Linked DNA regions of Homo sapiens: region 2 is linked to region 1. A link is a loop called in an ENCODE intact Hi-C map of the cell type or tissue named here. Cell type or tissue: CD4-positive, alpha-beta T cell. All regions are shown on one strand. Links, peaks and the distances in the headings refer to the core of each region. The heading gives the core; the rest is flanking DNA.

Region 1 (5,383 bases), core at 157-5,156:
ACACCACTGCACTCCAGCCTGGGTGACAGAGTGAGACTGTGTCTCAAAAACATAAAAGTAATTTAAAAAAATTCAAACCAAAATGCTACATGGAGACCAGTAAAACTTGTATGTGTTTTCAAAGCCATCACTACTAAAGTACAAAGCTAAGAAACAAGCCCAGTGCTATACTGTCTTCTACTGCTGAGGCCACTTCTCACCAAGGAACCGGGAAATGACCAGTGAATCTTTATGTCAAGTTTCCCACTTAGTTGAAACACTCCCTGGGGTTTTAGTCAGCTTCACAGCACCTGTAAGAACTTCCTTTCCTCTCCCTTCCATACAATAGATAATGTTTCTGGAAGGAGACCCTCAGACTCTCTTTAGTGTAACTTGAGGCCAGATCTTTCAAGGTTGGCAAAGGAGGCTGGAATCACCATGTGGGTGAGAGGGATAGCTAGACCTCACAGCCCTGATTTTTTCCATACATTAAGATACTCTCTGCTCTGCTAACTGCAGAGGTTCTGAATTCAGTTTTATTAAAGGGCATCCATGGGTTCCCTTAGAGTTCATTCCACTCAAACCTATTGGCAACATCCCCTCCTGTGATAGCTACCTTCCCTGAGGATTACTGGGTACTACCCCCAAGAAATGCAGGTGAATAAGTACAAGTGAACTCAACTGTCGCTAAGTACTCCTAGAGCAAACTTGCAATTATTTCTCCCACTCAAAACACCCTCTCTTGACCCCACAAACCATTTGAGTTACTGCCTCATTTCTCTGCTCACCTTTAAAACAAAAATCTTCAAAAGATTTGTCTATACTCCCTGTCTACAATTTTTCTCTTCTCTTTCCCTTTTGAACCATTCTAATCAAGCTTTTGTCCACTGAAACAGCTTTTATCAAGGCTACTAGTGACCTCTAAGTTGTTAAATTCTACCAAAACTTCCCAGACCTCAGCTTACTTGGCCAACCATAAGTATTTTTCACAGTTGATCATTCTCTCTTCTTTGAAGCACCTTCTTCACTTGGCTTCCAGGATACCATTCTCTTCTGGTTTGCCTTCTACCTTCTGGCCAGTCTTTCTTAGCCTCCATTATTTGTTCCTCTTTACGTTCCTAAACTCTAAATGTTGAGATGTCTCAGGGCTTGGTCCTTGGTCTCCTTCTCTTTAACCCTTCTCACTCCTTGGTGATTTCGTCCATATCATACCTTAAATACTATGTAGATGCCTACGACTCAAAAATGTTTATCTTTGGCCCAGGCCACTCCTCTGAATGCCAGGTTCATACATCCCACAGCTTATTCAACATCCCCACTTAGATGTCTAACTGGCAGCTCAAATTAAACATATCCAAAATTGAGCTTCCAACACACTCCCAACCCTGTTCATCTGACAGTCTTCACCATTGCAGTTAGTGGCAACTCTATCTTTCCGACCATTCAGGCCAAAAGACTTGGCATCATCTTGGACAGAGATGCTGTGTTACAGAACTCCAGGGGGCACCAGTCACATTTTTGTCAATGCTATTAGTGTTATGCCATATGGTGACCCTGCTTTCCTTGATTCCTCTTACATCCTACATCTGATCTGTTAGCAAATCCAGTTGGCTCTACCTTCAAAATGTATCCAAAATCCAACAACTTCTCCCCAAGTCCACTGTTCCTCCCCTGACCCAAGCTTGCCCCCTTAAAATTTACTTTCCACAGGCTGGGCGCGGTGGCTCACGCCTGCAATCCCAGCACTTTGGGAGGCCGAGGCAGGCAGATCACGAGGTCAGGAGATGGAGACCATCCTGGCTAACACGGTGAAACCCCGTCTCTACTAAAAATACAAAAAATTAGCCGGGCGTAGTGGTGGGTGCCTGTAGTCCCAGCTACTCGGGAGGCTGAGGCAGGAGAATGGCGTGAACCCGGGAGGTGGAGCTTGCAGTGAGCCAAGATCGCACCACTGCACTCCAGCCTGGGCAACAGAGCGAAACTCCGTCTCAAAAAAAAAAAAAATTACTTTCCACAAAACAACCACAGCAATCCTTATAAAATGTAAGTCAGATCACATCACTCCCCTACTCAAAATTCCCCAATGCTTCCCATCACATTCAAAATTCTCACAATAGCCTACAAGATGCTGCATTGCTTTTTTCTTTTATATTTATCTACTAGATAAATATCTATCTACTAGACTATCTACTAGACTGTATATTTTCTTTATTCATCTCACTTATTGTCCGCTGCCCATATGTGAATATAAGCTCCATAAAGTCAGGGACTTGGTCTGTTTTATTCACAGATGAAGCCCCAGCATCTACAGCAATACCTGACACAAAGTATGTACTCAATATGTATTTGTAAATGGAATGAATGAAGTAGATTGGGTAGGGGGAAATCTTGACACATGGGCCAGAATTATACCAAATTGCAATATGACAAGTGAAATGGCATTTGAGGAGCCAGCTAGTGCTGAGACCTAGTCAAGCCCCAGGAGATGTTTTTAGTTGCTACTTCCTACCATTGTTTTGACATTTTGTCTGAGGAAGTCTCCCTTCTTTTGTCTCCTAAAGAGAAGGAAATTGACTATATAGCAAAGTAAGGAGCTCCCCCTAGTGGAAGTAACTCCATCAAAGCAATGGAATAGAAAATCATAGCCTGGTGCTTGAAATTACAAGGATCACTACGGACAAAGGAAGTGACTCCAGCATTTCACAGGAAAAATCCTCAGTGGAAACATTGGAGAACTAAAGATTAGATCTGAAGTATATGGGGGAACTTACCAATTTATTTTATTGTTGAACCTCTTTTGCATCTGATGATGGGGAAAAAATAATTTATTTAAAGTTGAACAAAAGGCCGGGCGCAGTGGCTCACACCTGTAATCCCAGCATCTTGGGAGGCCAAGGCGGGCAGATCACTTGAGGTCAGGAGTTTGAGACCAGCCTGGCCAACATGAAGAAACTGTTAAAAAAAAATTAGCCAGGCGTGGTGACATGCACCCATAATCCCAGCTACTCGGGGGGCTGAGGCACGAGAATTGTTTGAACCCGGGGAGTGGAGGTTGCAGTGAGCTGAGATCGTGCACTGCACTCCAGCCTGGGCAACAGAGCGAGAATCTGTCTCAAAAAAAAAAAAAAAAAGTTGAACAACATATGTACCTACCCTCAAGGAATTTAAAATCTGGTAGAGAATGTAACTCACAAATACAAATAAGCACAAAGCAATGAGTATGGATGTAAATCAGTGAACGTGAGCCTAACAAGAGAAATAAACTAAAAGATATAACTCACCCAGGAAAAAGAGGGATTACTTTAGGCTGAGGAAATCCAGGAAAACATCTTGGAGGGAGTGGTTCTTGAGTGGCACCTTGAAAGGCAAATAAAATTTAAATAAGCAAGTACTACATGTAAAGACCTAAATCTAGAGAAGGGCACATCATGTGAAATTCCAAGCAGACCAGCGGGGCTTTGTAAAGGTCACAATTTGGGTGATAACACAGAACCTGAAACCCTCCTTGAAAAGAGCAGAGAGGGATTCATGAGAGAAAGGTCCTTGGCAAAGGTGAACACAGGCAGGGACCAAAGAAAGTCCCTTTCTTCATTTTCCGTTGGATGAAAGGAACACTACTTAAATGTATAGGGAAAAAAAAGAAAATAATATAAGTGGTTATTCTCTCCCACAGGCATGCGTACTGAGGCAGTTTTCTGGTGAATCTAGAAGAAGGGTCCACAAACTTTTTATTTAAAGGGCCATATAGGCTGGGCATGGTGGCTCACACCTGTAATCCCAGCACTTTGGGAGGCTGAGGCGGGTGGATCGCTTGAGCCCAGGAGTTTGAGACCAGCCTGGGAAATACAGTAAGACCCCATCTCTACAAAATATTTTAAAATTAGCTGAGCATGGTGGGGCGCACCTGTAGTCCCAGCTACTTGGGAGGATGAGGTGGGTAGATTGCTTGAGCCCAGGAGTTCAAGGCTGCAGTGAGCCGTGATCACTCCACTGCACTCCAGCCTGGGTGACAGAGCGAGACCTTGTCTCATGAATGAATGAATGAATAAATAAATAAATAAATGGACAGATAGTAAATATTTGTGGCTTTGTAGGTCATATACAGTATCTGTTGCCAACTACTCAACTCTGCCATCACAGGGTAAAAGCAGTAATAGACAATACATAAACAAATAAACAATAAAACTTTATTTACAAAAATAGATGGCAGACCAGATTTGGTCCACATGCTGAAGTTTGCTGACTCCTGGCCTACAATAAGAGAAGCAGTTACACGATTCAAATGCTTAATCACATCGGGCTTTGGTAGCCTGATGCGTTCATGGATGCAACAGAGATACACCTACCTCCAGTATCAGATTGGGCAAGTTCTTGGGCTGAGTTCCTTCTTTTCCGACCAGCGCTTAGATGTATACTGCCGATATTTGCCTCTCTAGTACTTCTTTTTAATTGCTGGTAACCCTAAAAAAAAAAAATCTCATTTGAAAGCCTCCAATATCAGAAAGCTATTGGTAGGACTATTGATAGGGCTCACAAGGTAGTATTTATCTTGATACATTTTCTGCTTTTTCATGGTCTGGACTTCACCTTGGCTTTGCAAGATAAGAAATCCAATCTAGACCAGGTGCAGTGGCTCATGCCTGTAATCCCAACACTTTGGGAGGCCAAGGCGGGCAGATCACCTGAGGTCAGGAGTTCAAGACCAGCCTGGCCAACATGGTGAAACCTCATCTCTACTAAAAATACAAAAATTATCCAGGCACGATGGTGGGTGCCTATAATCCTAGCTACTCGGGAGGCTGAGGCAGGAGAATCGTTTGAACCTGGGAGGCAGAGGTTGTAGTGAGCCGAGATCGTGCCACTGCACTCCAGCCTGGGCGACAGAGCGAGACTCGGTCAAAAAAAAAAAAAGAAAGAGAGAGAGAGGAAGGAAGGAAGGAAGGAAGGAAGGAAGGAAGGAAGGAAGGAAGGAAGGAAGGAAAGAAAAAGAAATTCAATCTCGAGTCATCTGAAATTGGGAAGACTATGAAAGCTCTACTTATCAGTAAAAGTCCCAGAGGAATGCCAGTAGCATCAGTTTACATTCAGTAGCTATTTCACAGAGATCACCCCGATACTTTGTTACCTGCAAGGGAAGGGGGGAGCCTCCTTTCTTAGATGTTTTCCTGCCCTGAAAAAAAAAAAAGTGACAAATTGGCAATATGAATACTTACAAGAGGCATTAGCTATAAGCTTTGTGAAAAGAGAGATTATTTTTTAAATTAGAAACAATCTTTTATTTTTACAAAAGCAGTGTATATTCATTGTGAAAAATTTGAAAGCAAAAATAACTAAATAGAACATTGTGTTCCCATCACACAGAAATCACCATTAACAGCTTAGTATATATCTTTTCAGATATTTT
Region 2 (5,383 bases), core at 273-5,272, 420 kb before region 1:
GCTGAAAGCCCGCTGTGCTAGGGCCCCAAAGAGACATTCTGGTGGGCCTTGCTGTTCTTCATCCTTTGCTTGCACTCAGGTTTTCTGTTTGCTGAATAGTTGATGTGTATAGGATCTGGGTCAAAAAGATTTAAAAAAAATTGCGGGGGGGGGAAAAAACCCCGAAGTGACTACCTAAAAGATAGCATGTTAAAAATATTAATCTGGAGTCCCAGAAAGTGGTCCATACGTTTTAGATGGGCAGGTATAAGCCACTCTGTGTTGGCATTTGAGGTGCGGAGTTCTTTGTTGTGCAGGTCTGTTTAGGAACTTCAGGGCAGTTAGCATCGCTGGCCCCTTGCTTACAAAATGGCAGTGGTGTCCTCCCTATGCTAGTTATTGTGACAGCTACAACTATTTTTATGCATGTCCCAACACTCTTGAAGGGAGCAATACTGACACACTTAAACATGACTGTAGCCTATTCTCAGGAATTTTAACACTCATGTGAAAGAATGTTAAAACCATTATTGCTTGTCTGTAGCCCAAAGTACCAAATGTCTCTCCTGACATTCACCATTTTCTTCCTTAGATTCCAGTTAATTGTCTCAATTTCTTTCCCTTTCTAGACTCAGTTGTTTGAGGGTGACTCTTCACTGTGGTCCCCAAACTGTCTTAAAGGTGCTTGGTAGGTACACTTAAATTAATCTCAATGTTCACTGATTAATGTTAATAGGTCTAGGAGTCCAAAAGAACAAGCAAGTCTGCATTATCATTTCACTGTGGGTCTTTAGGTGCTGTTATTAGTATTTTAAGTAGGGAAGTAATACTTTTTTTTTTTTGAGACAGAGTCTCAGTCTGTCACCCATGCTGGAGTGCAGTGGTGCGATCTTGGCTCACTGCAACCTCTGCCTCCTGGGTTCAAGTAATTCTCCTGCCTCAGCCTCCTGAGTAGCTGGAATTACAGGCGTGCACCACCACGCCCGGCTACTTTTTGTATTTTTAGTAGAGACGGGGTTTCACCATGTTGGCCAGGCTGGTCTCGAACTCCTGACCTTGTGATCCACCCACCTCGGCCTCCCAAAGTGCTGGGATTACAGGCATGAGCCACTGTGCCCAGCCGGAAGTAACATCTTTTAAATGTAGTTATTGCACAAAGTCTCTGTTTTACATAAGATTTAGCATTATTAAGTTCCTACTATATGTTAGGTACTGTTCTAGGCTCTAAAGATATAATGGTGAACCAGACAGATGCAGATTAAAAATAAAATGTTAACAATGACACAGGATGATCAGATGGTTTCTGTGTTACAGTGAAAATAAAATGGTATGATAGGCTACCAAGTCACAGGGGTGATAGCAGTGCTATTTCAGAGAGTGTTTAGGGCAGGCTTCTCTGAGGAGGTGACATTCAAGTCAAATGAGAGCAAAGTGAAGGAGCCAGCCATGAGAAAATCTTGAAGGAGAACCCTTCAGGTAGAGGGAACCACAAGAGCAAAGGCCTGAGGAGTGAACCTGATGCATTTGAGGGGCAGTAAAAAGGCCAGTGGGGTGAGATGGAGAGAACAAGGGTAATAGGGAGAAGGGTAAAAAGCTGAGTTGAAAGAGGTGGGCGGGGGCCATGTTTTGAAGGTAAGTAGTTTGGATTTCATTCAAAACATGATGAGATGCTGCTGGAGGGTTTTGAACAGAGGAGTGACATGATCTGATTTAGGTTTTTAAAAATATGACATTGGCTGTTGTGTAGAGTAGACTCTGTAGGGGCAAGGATGGAAGAAGAAGGACCAGTTAGGAGGCTGTTGCAGTAATCCAGGTGAGAGATCACAGTGGCCTGGACTGGGGGGTAGCAGCGAAGATGGAGATGAATTTGGGATTTGTGGTAAAGGTGGAGTCAAAAAGACTTTTGGAAGGATTAACTCCTAGGTTTTGAGCCTAAGCGCCTGGGTGCAGGGTGGCTCTACTTAGGGAGCTGGGAATCACTGGGAATCAGGGGAGCAAGTGTGATGTGGAGGACAGGTTTAGGAGATGCAAATTAAGGGCTCTGATGCACTTGTTAGGTTGAGATGCCAATGATACATTCAACTGGAGACATTGAATAGGCAGTTGAATATCAATATAAAAGTTGGCTGGAACTACAGCCTACATAAAATTAAATGCAAATTAAAGCTGCTTTAAGTTGTCATTTTATACTAATAAAGGTAACAGAAATAAAAATGATAATGATCCAGTGTGATCAGGACTGCAGGGGAATCAAGTATGTTAATAATGCTGATGGCCTAATAAATTGGCTTTTAAAAAATATTTACATAAGACCTGGAACGGTGGTTCACACCTGTAATCCCAGCACTTTGGGAGGCCAAGGCGGGCGAATCACTTGAAGTCAGGAGTTCGAGACAAGCCTGGCCAACATGGCGAAACCTCATCTCCACCAAAAAAATACAAAAATTACCCGAGCGTGGTGGCATGTGCCTGTAATCCCAGCTACTCTGGAGACTGAGGCATGAGAATCACCTGAACCCGGGAGGCAGAGGCTGCAGTGAGCTGAGATCATGCCCCTGCACTCCAGCCTGTGAAACAGAGTGAGACTCTGTCACAAAATAAATAAATAAATAAATAAATAAATAAATAAATAAATAAATAAATTTACACAAAGATTTCCATGGTAGCACTTGTTCTCATAATAGTAGTGTAGAGTAGTGGCAGTACTCTTTTGGAAAGAGTTATGCTCTTTCAAAAATAATTGAAGACACAAATCCCCAGGGAGAATATCCAACTAAATATATAGTAAGTATAGAGTTTCTATAGAATTTTTCTCTATATAGAATTTCTTTTTTAACAACATTTAATTTTTATTGACACATTGTAATTGTACAGAATTTCGAGAGAAACTCTCTATAGGCATGAAAAATGAGGAATTGTGTTGACCATATCAATATCTGGAATTGCTAATAAAACAGGTGCAAAAATCAGATCATGATGGTATATACAATGGTGTAAATCTTACATGCTGTTCATGCTGAATATTGTTAATATACAGTTGTCTTAATTTTAAAATAATTTCATTCGCTTTTGACTTTGTACCTTTTTCTCTCTGGCACTATTCCCTGGTTAGGATGCCATAACTTCATTTTGGTCCACTGTGAAGAGTTCAAGTGAATTGTGGCTTCTCCAGTCTTTCTTCCCTTGATCACATTTTCAGCACGAGGTATTGGATAATATCCTATTCTGTGGGACTTGTATTCAAATAAGTTTACCTTGGGATTTTTAAAAGGTTGGGAAGTACTGTTACTCTCAAAAACTGTGTAATAGTGCAAAGCAGGGTCCCGTGTGAAGGTTGCTTTTGACCTGTAGGTGGCGACTGGTGGGCAGGAATTTTGCTGGTAATTTTCAGATTGTGGAAATACAACTGAGAAGCAAAACACTGGCAACCTCATGATACGCATTTCCCACAAATAATACTGATTATTCAATGATGGAGGCAAAAGTATGGAAGATACTCAGCCACATTCCTTTAATTCCCTGATAGCTTTTTTTTTTTTTCATGAGAAGAGAAAGCAGTGAGTCTTCTTCAGTAGCATTGTTTATTAATCCAAGGTATAAAGCAGCATTCCTGGCTGGAGGTGTCTGGAGAGAGGTGTTCTTCAATAAAAATGTTCCTGGTGCAGAAGAAGGGGCAAAAGACCAAAGGACTGGTCAGATAGGTCTGCTGACTGCTCTGTGCAGGTTTTTAAAAATAGCTTCTTCCCTTGTTATCTTGGAATGACTCCTATACACACTAGCTTAGAGTTAGTTATGTGAATGCATTTGCACAGAAAGGCCAACACAAGACTTTTCTTCAGGCTAATTTATTTTCTATTAGCCTCAGAAACACTCAGAACACTTTGCTTCCACAAACATTACCACATACGGAAACTTTAGGATGATGTTTTAACACAAGGAAAAGAAAACAGGAAATTAAGTTGCTCAGAGTTAAATTAATGTGAATCCAGCTTTCTTCATCTCAGGATCAAAATTCCACATACTAAATTCTACCTTCGAGCTGATTTTCTTTGAATGGTGGTAGAAGAGATTCTCTCTCAGTAGGACTCTAATATTTCATTGTTGCAAATTTATCATTGCCAAATGGCTGTGCATCTCCAAAAATCCCTTCCATTCTGCCCAGAAAGCCCCCAGTGCCCCCATAAGCCCAGACCATTTTAATTTTGGAATTCGGTCATTTGTCGGGCCATATATTGGCTATATTCTTATTATTGCAAAACTGAGTGCCACTCATTTTAATGATGTGATTTTTAAATTATTCAAGATCAGAGCATATGGTCAGCCTCAGTTTTAAAATGTTGTTGGGCTAATGGCGTGTCAGAATACTTGAACGTCCATGCGTGGCATCTTGACTGAAGAACCATGGAATGTTTTTATTTGGTCAAGATATACTGGGATTCTGTAGTAGCCAGAAAATTGAAAATTGGCTAGGTTAATTTGACCCAAATAAATTCTGGCTTCCCTGCTATTTCCATAAATATGTTGTATAATTGCATACATCTTAAATGTTTTCAAAATGACTAACCTTAAAATTCAAAAGCCTGGAGAAAAAAGAAAGGCAGCAAAGAGCTACTTTGAAAGAGGATATTGATTGCATAGATGGTCCTATTTTTTCCACTTTTTTTTTAAGTACCTCATTCAAATGGCCTTTCTAATACTATGACAGCAAATATTTATGAGAGTGAGAACAAGCAAGAGAGAATGAATAGGTGGCTACTTTGCTGATTACTCAAGTGCTTTTAAAGTTTCAAGTTATATTTCTGATCTAAAAATCCTGAGATATATTAGGTGAATCTCTCCAGTATCTCCTGAAACAGGAGAAGATATTGGAATGTCTTAGGATGCAGACTGTGCAGAATTTACTGAGGTTTCACTGCTGGTTAAAATAAACATTTTAGGCTTGTGACAACATCTCCAGTCTATTTCCTTTTCTCTATTCCCTTATCCTACTGTTATTCAATCAACTTTGCTACGAGATATAGAGGCAAGGAAGATGAGGTGACCGTGTTCTCTGAGAATCTCCTAGAAATGTTTTGGCATTGGGAACATGTTGAGTGAAATGTTTTAGTGAAGCTACGTACACAAGATACTGCTAGAATGCACACTGTGTAAACATTATTAAATAACTATAATTTTTTAAGGTTAGAGGAGCTCCCATTTTCCTATGCAAAGATATTAAAGAATAAGTCATCTCAGTAGTGTTGCTTTTAATCATAAGGCTAAAGGAAAGATATGTGCATGTGGGTGGGGAGGATTGGGGAGGTTATGGTGAACACAATAGAATATGGGAATACTAGAAATATTTATTAAAATTTGACTTTTTGATAATTTGTGAAGGTCATGATTATGGCATTTCTTGCCATTA

Evidence for each region. Hi-C counts contacts between places; a loop is a spot of excess contacts. Peaks named below come from ENCODE experiments on the same cell type or tissue, not always from the same donor. Only the 100,000 strongest peaks of a DNase experiment are listed, where the experiment ranks them.
Region 2: a loop joins it to region 1, with 15 times the contacts of the local background. A loop is called at or near these places in 6 of 110 quality-filtered maps.

What each region holds. Positions count from the first base shown.
Region 1 is chrX:118,845,007-118,850,389 of GRCh38, reverse strand. LINC01285 (long intergenic non-protein coding RNA 1285) reads right to left here. Exons shown (of 7, transcript NR_110393.1): 3 at 5,105-5,149; 4 at 4,326-4,440; 5 at 3,261-3,336. Among named protein-coding and RNA genes, the nearest start is that of LINC01285, 8.1 kb to the right of the region's middle. In CD4-positive, alpha-beta T cell, for the core only: a CTCF peak has its summit at 2,581 (motif pointing left); a DNase peak (open chromatin) is centred at 2,569.
Region 2 is chrX:119,264,529-119,269,911 of GRCh38, reverse strand. No RefSeq gene overlaps it. Among named protein-coding and RNA genes, the nearest start is that of LINC03098, 24 kb to the left of the region's middle. RefSeq lists a silencer at 3,172-3,466. In CD4-positive, alpha-beta T cell, for the core only: a CTCF peak has its summit at 3,365 (motif pointing right); a DNase peak (open chromatin) is centred at 3,331.